2 separate regions of the Homo sapiens genome follow, and region 2 is linked to region 1. The links are chromatin loops, found by intact Hi-C in ENCODE. Cell type or tissue: HepG2. All regions are shown on one strand. Region 1 overlaps CHPT1 (choline phosphotransferase 1). Region 2 overlaps MYBPC1 (myosin binding protein C1).

Region 1 (5,000 bases):
AATGCCTGAAACATGTAAGTGCTCGATAGGTGGTAAATACAATTATTCCATAATTGAGAATCAACTGCCTGAAGCCTGCCCTCTGCTAAATGATCCATAGTTTTAAGCTTCTCCTATCATTTATCATTAGAGAGTTTTTTCAGAGCTACTGTTTCTCCTTTTCAGCAATAAAGTGGGGCTAAAAAGAATCAGTAGGCATGGGAAGCCAAAGCCAAAATGAGCAAATGACAAAGTTCTTAAAAGGATCAGACCGAGAGGGAACTATATGAAAAAGAGGAACAGAGAATAGTATTCCTGCTTTGTGCACTATTTCCTGGTCTCTAAGAAAGAGGCAACAGAGGCAGATAATACTATCTAATGTTTAGCACTAGCATTTACAAGGTGCTTTTACATTATCTCACCAATTGCCTACCACAGTTGAGAGTCTCACAATTACCTGATGCTGGTGACTGTTGTCAAGGCGGGTCCCCTTTCTGTGCACATGAAGATTCGACCAAAAAAGGACCTTAGACTCCACACTGCATTATTTTATTATATGAATCAAATGCTTATTTAAGTACTGCATATCCCTTTTCTATATTATTCAGGTCCCTTAATTTTCTTTTAATCCTCTCTATTGTAAACTTGGGCTAATGATTAAGTTGGAGAAGAGGAGAAGAAAAATAAAATTATTATCAAATAATGTAACTATTTATAACATGCAGAGTACCTAAAAGACTTAAGGTGTAGCATTTATGAGTACTCCGACGAATTAATTTAAGTTACTGATTGAAGATTTGTTCTCCTTATTATCGATGAATGACATAACAGATTGTGCAAATGAATTCAATTATATTTTTTAATGTACAACTTAAAAAGCATACTTACTTTCCAAATCTCAACATGCCTGAAACATAAGTCTGCCAATGAGCGCAATAAAACACAAACATCCCAATAAAAGAGCAGAAAAAAAACCAGTCAGGATAAGTTCCTAAGCGAGCGGCAATTGAAGCTCCCACTGCCATAAATACTGAAAGAAACAAAGTTTAAGAATCATTAAGAATTAAAAATAATTTATGAAATAATTGCCCTATGCTGTTTAGAAATACAGAGCTCTAAGGAAATAATCATGGCATTAAAATAAAGTACACTTATCAAAATGAATTCTTGACATACTTTTTAAACAACTCCATACATTTGCTCCCAAATGTATATCCATCCAAAAAACTGACCAAACAGCTCAGTTCATTTTATTTTTAAGGTATCATAAAAAAATAAAAAACTCCACTAATTTACCTGTGGAAAGAGAGTCACAGCCATGGTCAAAGAGCTCCCCTAAAGGGGAACAAGAGTTTGTTCTTCTGGCTTGTTTCCCATCAATAGCATCCAGTGACTGGTAAATAAAAAGTCCCAGTGCACATAAAAGGTATGTCCAGTATGGTGCCTATAAAAAATGTAAATAAAATAAAGATTGTTAAGTGATAATAAGCTTTCTGAAAATAGCTCAACCTAAGGCTTCACACTTTGTAGCACCCCGTGTGTTATAAAGAACATTTCTAACCCTCATTCTACAGATGCGAATTAAATTGAGAAATCAAATTAACTGCTTTAAGTCATCTAGGTAGAGGGTCACAGAAGTCCACAATGTAAGAAACACAAAGTTAAACAACTGAGTAAGGATTAGGATCCTGATCTTGATTCTTACATCCATGGCTCTTTTAATATAATACTATGCATTATGCCACAGATTTGAAATTACTCAGTTAAATTTTTGCTGTGAAAAAAGACCTTAGGGGCCAACTGCCAACCTCTGCTTCCATTCACAATGGAGTATCAGGGACTAGATTTGCTCTCCCACCTTATATAACTAGAAAGGCAATAAAATATATTTTTAAAAAAACAAAAAACAAAAAACAGTTTTCAAACATTACAGGCAGTGCAGGCTTGTGATCCCTCACAGAAGGGAAACAAATGAGATGAGCCCTGCGACTGCTCCAGCTAACTTCCCAGAGTCAGTTTCCAGGCCACAGTGCAGGTCCCATGACCAGAACAGAGTCCAGCAATCATGCTGTGTTTAAGAGAAACACAAAGTTCAGGAAGGTCAAGGCAATTAGGATTTGTGAGGCAGAGTGCCTGAGAGGACAGAGCTGCACAGAGAGAGGAGCATAAGTTGTGGACGTCTTACGGAAGGGTATCTTTCCGTCTTCGGCTGAGAACTCATCTGTGCCTGAATGAGATGAAACTAACAAAGGCCAGGGAGAGAAGCACTGCAATGTTGAAGGTCAGACAATTCTCAAAGCTCATACATGGCTGGGACATTCATGTTCCCACCAGGCAAAGCAGAAAGCCTCATTAATACTTGGGGCATTGGGTAAAGTTCTCAGAAGTGTACTGCCTTACCAGCAGGCATAAATTAACCCTAGACTGAAGGCTTCTCTGGACAGCCCTAACAAAACTTAAAATCCAGCCTCAAAAGGATCCAAGTAATTCCTGGCAACTTAACTACAGCCATCATAAAGTACATCTTAGGGGAAAAAAATCTAGTATCCCAAAGGTAAAATTCACAAGGTTTGGCATTCAGTAAAAAATTACCAGTCATGCAAAGAAGCAGGAGAATATAATTGACAACTAGAAGTAAAATCCATATAATCAGAATACAATCAGAATCAATATGAACAGAAGTAATAGAATTAGCAGATGAGGATATCAAAATAGTTATTATAAATATGCTCCACATGTTCAAGAAAGTAGAGGAAAACAGGAAAATTATAAACAGAAATGGAAGAAAAGACTCAAGTGAAATCTCCAGAAATGAAAATTACAATATTTGAATTGTAAAATAAACTGGGTGAGATTAACAGCATATTAAACACCACAGAAGAAAAGATCAATAAGCATGTACCAATGGAAACTATCCAAAATGACGAAAGAAAAACGACTAAAAATAATTGAACTGTGCATCGGCGAGTGGTGGGACAACAGAAAGCAGTCTAGCACATATGTAACTAGAGTCTTAGAAAGAGAAAAGAGCGGATGGGGCACGAAAAATATAAGAAGAAATAAATGATGAAAAATGTCCAAAGTTGATGAAATCTATAAACCTACATGTCCAAGAAGCTCAACAAACCCCAAACAGAATAAATATTTTTTAAACACCCATCAAGGCACATCGTAATTAAATCAATGAAAACTAGTAGTAAGCAGAAAATCACAGTCCAGGTTCGGCGGCTCACACCTATAATCCTAGCACTTTGGGAGGCCAAGGTGGGCAGATTGCTTAAGCCCAGGGGTTCAAGACCAGCCTGGGCAACATGGTGAACCCCATCTCTACAAAAGATATAAAAATTAGCCTGGTGCGGCGGTGTACACTTGTAGTCCCAGCTACTCAGGAGGCTGAGGTGGGAGGATCACCCAAGCCTGGGGAAGTCGAGGGTGCAGTGAGCAGTGAGTGCCACTGTACTCCAGCCTGGGTGACAGAGCGAGACCCTGTCTTGAAAAATAAAATAAATAAAATATCATATTCAGTTCCAGTGAGCACGTTCTTAAAAGTTTATCTTGGAAACTGTGAAACAATTTAAGAAAGGGCAAACAAAACTAAGCAGTCATCACGACAGTACAAAAATGAAAAACAACACATCCCACCCAGAATCTTTTGAAAGAATCCCAAAGTGTCTTACAGAGAACAATTCTGTTAACCTAGTAAATTCTTTTCAAACTAGTAAATTCTTTTTTAAAGATAAATTTTATTATGTATACAACATGATGTTATGGGATATGTAGATAGATGGAAACGGTACTAAACTGAAGCAAATTAACATATCCATCATCTCACATAGTTACCCATTTTTTTGTTTTTGTGGCAAGAGCAGCTAAAATCTATTCATTTTACAGTTCAATTTTTTTAACCTATACCCCTCAGGTTGTACATAAGATCTCTAGACCTGCTCATCTTGCAAAGCTGTAATGTATCCTTTGACCTGCCTCTTCCCATTTCCTCCCCTTTATGCCCCTCTGCTCCTGATAACCAGTTTCATTCTCTATCTCTGAATTTTTTTTTCAGATTCTGTGTATACGCGAGATCAAGATCATACCATATTTCTCTTTCTGTGTCTGGCTTATTTCACTTAGCATAATGTCTCCCAGGCTCATCCATGTTGTGGTAAATGGCAAGATTTTGTTCTTTAGGGCTCAGTAATATTCCATTGTGCATACTACAGTTTCTTTATCCATTCATATGTTAACAGACACTTAGGCTGTTTCTGTATTTTGGCTATTGTGAATAATGCTACAATGATCATGGGAGTGCAAGTATCTTTTTACGGCGATGATTTCATTTCCTTTGGGTATAGTTTTACAGTTTTTGTTCTTATATTTAGGTATTTTATCCATTTTGAGTTTATTTTTGTATACAGTGTAATATAAGGTCCAATTTCATTCTTTTGGCCTATGGAAATCATTTTCCCAGCATTATTTATTGAAGAGACTATCCTTTCCCCATTGTGTCCTCTTGGGGCCCTTATCAAAAATTAGTTGACCATATCAAACTAGCAAATTCTTACCCATTTTTTCTACTATGAAAAATTGTTTTTAATTTTGATGATTGAAGGAAAGCAAAGTTACACGTCAAACATATGTAAAATTGGACATTGAAGTTATTAAAATTTCTGTAATGACAAAATGTCAGAGGGATCTTCCATTTCTCTATGTAACTCTTTATACTGAAAATCTGGATCTTCTCAAGGAGAACTCTAAAAGTCAACATTGAAAGCTTAATTCTGACCTCTGATCTGAGAAACTAGCTACAGGCAGGTCTCATGGTCAGGTATTAACAGAAATTCATACTGAAATAAATTTGATTAACCCTTACACCACAACTGGTGGTGACTCTACCCCAAATTATATCCCGCTCTTAATTTAGAAAAGGGAAATGAAGACTGTTCACCAGTTTAAAAGTGCTTCATTAGGATACTAGAGGCGTTTAAATAGGGAGAGACTGGGAATGTAAACAGAGAAGAGAGGAA
Region 2 (5,000 bases), 95 kb after region 1:
TTTACCAATTGAAAAGATACAGACTCTAAGCTAATAAGATGTAAAAATAAAATATCAGCACTTAGGCATGGAAATGAGTACAGGTCTTCAAAGTGGCCTCTGATTCTAATGCTGCTGTCACTTTTTGGACCAGCCACAGAACCATTTTCGGAACTTTCCACAGGGCCAGCTGTTGAGGCACAGCAGAAACCTACTCCAATTACCCTATGTTCAGACATAGGATGTTGGATCTTAGTTGACAAAAAAAAAGTATGATCCCACTTGATCACCCACGTTATTCCCTACACATGGCCCTCTGTGACTCTTGTCTGCTTTCAAAACTGAAATCCACCTTCCTCTGTTGATGGTTGTTCTTCCCCATAAAGTGTAACTTGGCTCCAGGAGGGCAGGACCCAGTGCCCAGATCTGTGCCTGGCATGTAGCCAACACTCAGCAAATCTTGCTGAATAAATACGTGCTAGAATAAAAGGCGAATCTTTGGCCCCACTGAGCATACAGAAAAGAATCTATATTTAGTGTTCCATCAATTTGCTACCTATAATTATTATGAAAGAATTCTAAGCCAGGACAGCGTTATTTGTATAAAGGCATTGCCTCCTGGTATGATTCCTCTAAAGGAGATTTGCACATCTAATTTCTGCTATTGCTGTTGGGCTAAACACATTTCTTTATTGTCATCTCTCTTGTTTCAATTCCAGAAGACTTTGCCCAGGTCCCAGGACAAAGTGGTCAGTATTAAGGAACAGGATAGCTGGATGGATAGCCAGATGCAAGCAAGCAAGCAAGCAAACAATCATAAAACCCCGTGCTGGGAAATTGGCTGCTTTCCAGACAGAGACTTTTAGCAAATATGAAAAAGTTGGCAAATCTAATCACAAATACTACTTCTAAGATTAAATCTTCTAGAATCTACTCTCTGTGGCTTCAAAAAGCATTTTCAGAACATTTCTGAGCTGTTGCAGAATGATTCAATCAATCTGGGAATGATGTTAAGGCTGGATTGCGATGAATAATATTCTTAATAGTGACAGATTTGGAGCAATTAATTGAATATATGTCAACCAATTAAATAGAAGACCAGTTAAAGTGCTGAAAATGTACCAAAATCCAGGCAAGACCATTTTCAGTAGCTTTAGGCAAGTTGGTCTTACAGTGGAAATCATCCTTCTGTTCTGCAGCAGTGTCTCATTCTAACCCTCAGTGACTAAGAACATACATAGGATGTTCATCCTCCTACCCAGCACACATGTTGAATGGAAATAAAAATCTATCCAGATTACCATTGAATGGTCAGCAGCTAAGCCAGCATGGAAATTCAACTGCTCATTCATTTTGCAAGTATTCATTAGATGATTGCTATGTGCAGCTCTCTGCCAGATGCTGGAGGGAATAAGATGAGGGGGCCAATGTCAAAAAGCTTACAACCTGTTAGGAAAAGGAGTCAACCATTAATGTGCGATTATGTGGAGACAAGAGTGATTGAATGATGGAGGCAACAGGTCCAAGAGAAATCAGGAGAAAGAAGGGGAGATAAAAGTAAGCCAGGATGGTCAGGAGAAAGCTGTTCAAAGAAGTGAAACCTGAGTTGGATGGTTAAAAAAAAAAAATAGACTGACAGTTGGAGGAGGGAGGGAGAGCAGGAGAGTTCTAGCTCATGCTGGAGAAAAGGTAGGTTGCACCCATCAATCCTGTTTATGCTCGTGCAGGGCTCCTTTCTCAACTGGGGATATCCAAGTAGCAGTAATTATTGTGTCTACTTTTTGCATAGGTATTTTCTCTGTCCTTGATGAAGAGGACTGTATATTTATTATAAACTTCCATTCACTTACCTTCTTTATTTAGGGATGTCACTTTCTATCCCAAATTGATTTGCTTCCTAGGTATGTAAGGCAAATACATATATATATACATGTATTTGCCATTATATAATATATATACAGACACACACACACACACACACACACACACACACACACACACGGCAGTTTTTGTACCTGGGCATGCAACTGCATGTGGTCATGGTTTTGCTTATCTTCTGCAAACGTCAGAAAAATGCTACTAATTTCAAAATGCCCTAGTCATCTAGCCTTGCTCTTTCATCACGCTGTGTTCTCCATAAATAAAAGAGTTTTTGTTGGTTGGTTGACTTTAAGGAAAGACATTTTCTCATTTAAGCATACAAGTATAATATGGTGACTTTTCAAATTAAGGGTCAGGCACAGGCTTTGTTTAAACTTTGACAGCTTGCCCTCTGGGATTACATCATCTGCTCTGTTGGTTGAGCCTTGCAGCCTGGCCCAAACACCTTTCCAAATTTGGAAACAGAGGTGTATGCCCATTGGCCTTGTAGAGAATAATATTACAATAATTTCAGCCAGGATGCCCAAACCTCCTTGAAACCATCCCATGGAAGGAGTTCTAGGAGTTTGCACTGTCTGCATTCCATAAGCAAATAACCTTCAAACTGCGCCCACGTGGCCAGGATTAGTATTCATGTTACTCTCCATGGGAGCCACTGAAGGTCAAGGACAAAGTGAGTATACTAACGTTATGCGTTCATTATGAGAGCATAAGTTCAAGTTAGCTGAAGGAAAGTAATCCAATCTACTGAAAGAAAGAAAAAAGTATTTTACTAATGTATAGGACACAAGAATATCATAGAAATTAGATAATGAAATATGACACATCAAGAACAAAGAGATACTTAACATGGTTTTGAGCAGTGTCCAGGAAAAAGAGAAACTTCTTGTTGCAGTCAGGAAATAGTTATTCCAAAATTTAAACTTTTTTATTCATTATGCAAATAAAAGGTTCACTTTTAAAATGACAATACAAACATATACAGCAAAGCTGTCTAATCCACCTTCATGAAACTTCCCTCTATGAAAGACTAATGCTCCTTAGCTTAAGACAGATGGTCAGTAATGATAATCATTTCTTCCATGGTGAGACAAAGGAATTAGCATTTCATGGAGTAACAGAAGTATATGATTAAGATTATTTTCTAAAATGAGACTATCTCCATATAAAGTAAAAATAGGATAATATTACAGGAATAGTTTCCAGTTCAAGAAGGGGCAACATGTCTTCTTAATGTTATATTGTGTATCTGTAGAAATCATTATATAAATCTACATGAATACATAGTCAGTGTTACAAAGTGAGATGCTAGCCTTCAAAATTATTAGTGAACCCTGGAACAGTTCACACAATAACATGAAAACATTTAATTTAAAAAAAAACCGGGTAATTCAGATAATTTTCCCAATTGATATAATCCTAAGAAGACCAAACACCTCTCTTTCTTAGCATGCATGTCGAAACTTGGAAACTACCAATTAATTTGCTGGCATCTCAACAAGTGCTTGTGATATTTTTATCATTGTTGTTTTTCTTTTAGAAATACATGTAATGGAAACTTAGCAATGCACCATTTGTCATTATACTGATTGGGACTTGCAGATAAGATGCAAAGGCAGAACGAAAGATAATGCAGAGAAATTCTATGGAGCCACCATGACAATCATTACTGACTTCTTTCTGCTTCTAATTTTGTTGACTTCAGCCTCACTCTCCCTCCCTCCAACTCACCTTTTGCTGGTGTAGTTCCGGCCTCCTTCTCTTTACTTGGTTCTGTGTAGAAAGTACAAGCATATTTTTTAAAGTGCCTTAAAGCATTTTATTGTGTGATGAGCAACGGGGTGGAGAGGGGGAGGGAAGAAATAAATGACAGCAGAACAGGTCATAAATGATACTGAATACTCGTGCTGTACATGAATTATGAATTTAGAAATTATAACTTAGAGCCACACTAAACTTTTAGTGAAAAGCAATTAATCTGATCATTTTTGGAAAAGTACACATAAGAACACTCAATACAGATTTTGTTAAAATGCACTCAACTATACTTGGATCATGTTATATAACATGCTGGAGTAGAATTAGGCAAAACAAATGTGAGCCACTTTATTTTAGACCTCAGCAAGGGACTGACTTTTTAAAGAAAAGTCAGTTTGCCCCATGTAATGATTCCAAGAGTTTGGACTTCTAGATTTTCTAGTAAAGTACAAAATATGTAATTGTGTGCAGTGTATGTTGCTTCAAAGAAAATGTTTCAGTGTCCATGTGAATCTTCTGGATTGGGTTTAGTGGCAATAAATGCAAAACAAGAGCAGTAACATCAGATTCTACCAGTTGAGACCATCTAGTTTGCATTTCTCTGTGTTTGGGATCATATTAGTTTAGACCTGCAAATGGTATCTGACTTATGGAATCAGTAAGAAAAGAATTGTTTCAAGAATGCATTCTCTTTTTTCGGACTGATGAATGGAGATTCAAATCTCAGTTAACTAAGAAGGACAATTTTAGCAGAATTTGGGAGGAGACATTTGAGCAACAGGAAGTCAATATTGTGCAATGAATATGAAATATGACATACAAAGGAAACGATAGTGGCTCAGTGGCAGTAACTGATCTGAAAAACAGAAGGGAAAGGTTTGTTTATAATGGCCAGTAGGTTCTCAGTGTACTCAATGTTGGTCAAAGTACATTTGTTATGGGCAAGGAGAAAACATACCAAGGAACAGGAAGATCCTAAGAAGAATGTCACACATCTACACTAGTTTCAAGATCAAGATCTAAAGAAAATAAATCTGAGCTTTCCCGTTTGAACTCATATGGCACTGAGCCAGTTTTCGTTCATTTCGACACATAGTAATACTTCTCTATACTGTTTAGGGTTTGAGTGTGTGAATCTAGTATTCTTAGCTGGACAAAGGGCCTCTTGTGAGCAGCTAGATTTCTCAAACTGCCCTCCTGAAAAACAATCTCTGCTTGCGCCCAAGAGTTTGAGGCTGCGGTGAGCTGTGATGGTGCCACTGCGCTCCAGCTTGGATAACAGAGCAAGACCCTGTCTCAAGAAAGAGAAAGAAAAGAAAAAAGAAAACAAAGAAAAAAGAAAAACGATCTCCAGGGAGGAAGAGGAAGAGCTTTATAATTGC

Evidence for each region. Hi-C counts contacts between places; a loop is a spot of excess contacts. Peaks named below come from ENCODE experiments on the same cell type or tissue, not always from the same donor. Only the 100,000 strongest peaks of a DNase experiment are listed, where the experiment ranks them.
Region 2: a loop joins it to region 1, with 2.6 times the contacts of the local background. A loop is called at or near these places in 1 of 110 quality-filtered maps.

The regions. Positions count from the first base shown.
Region 1 is chr12:101,710,513-101,715,512 of GRCh38, reverse strand. CHPT1 (choline phosphotransferase 1) reads right to left here. Exons shown (of 9, transcript NM_020244.3): 2 at 1,276-1,423; 3 at 868-1,009. Among named protein-coding and RNA genes, the nearest start is that of CHPT1, 15 kb to the right of the region's middle. In HepG2, no CTCF peak of the experiment used is centred here; a DNase peak (open chromatin) is centred at 2,042; H3K4me3 peaks cover 1,159 bases.
Region 2 is chr12:101,615,835-101,620,834 of GRCh38, reverse strand. MYBPC1 (myosin binding protein C1) reads right to left here. Exons shown (of 32, transcript NM_002465.4): 3 at 3,592-3,633. Among named protein-coding and RNA genes, the nearest start is that of MYBPC1, 23 kb to the right of the region's middle. In HepG2, no CTCF peak of the experiment used is centred here; DNase peaks (open chromatin) are centred at 2,104, 2,494 and 4,714; H3K4me3 peaks cover 501 bases.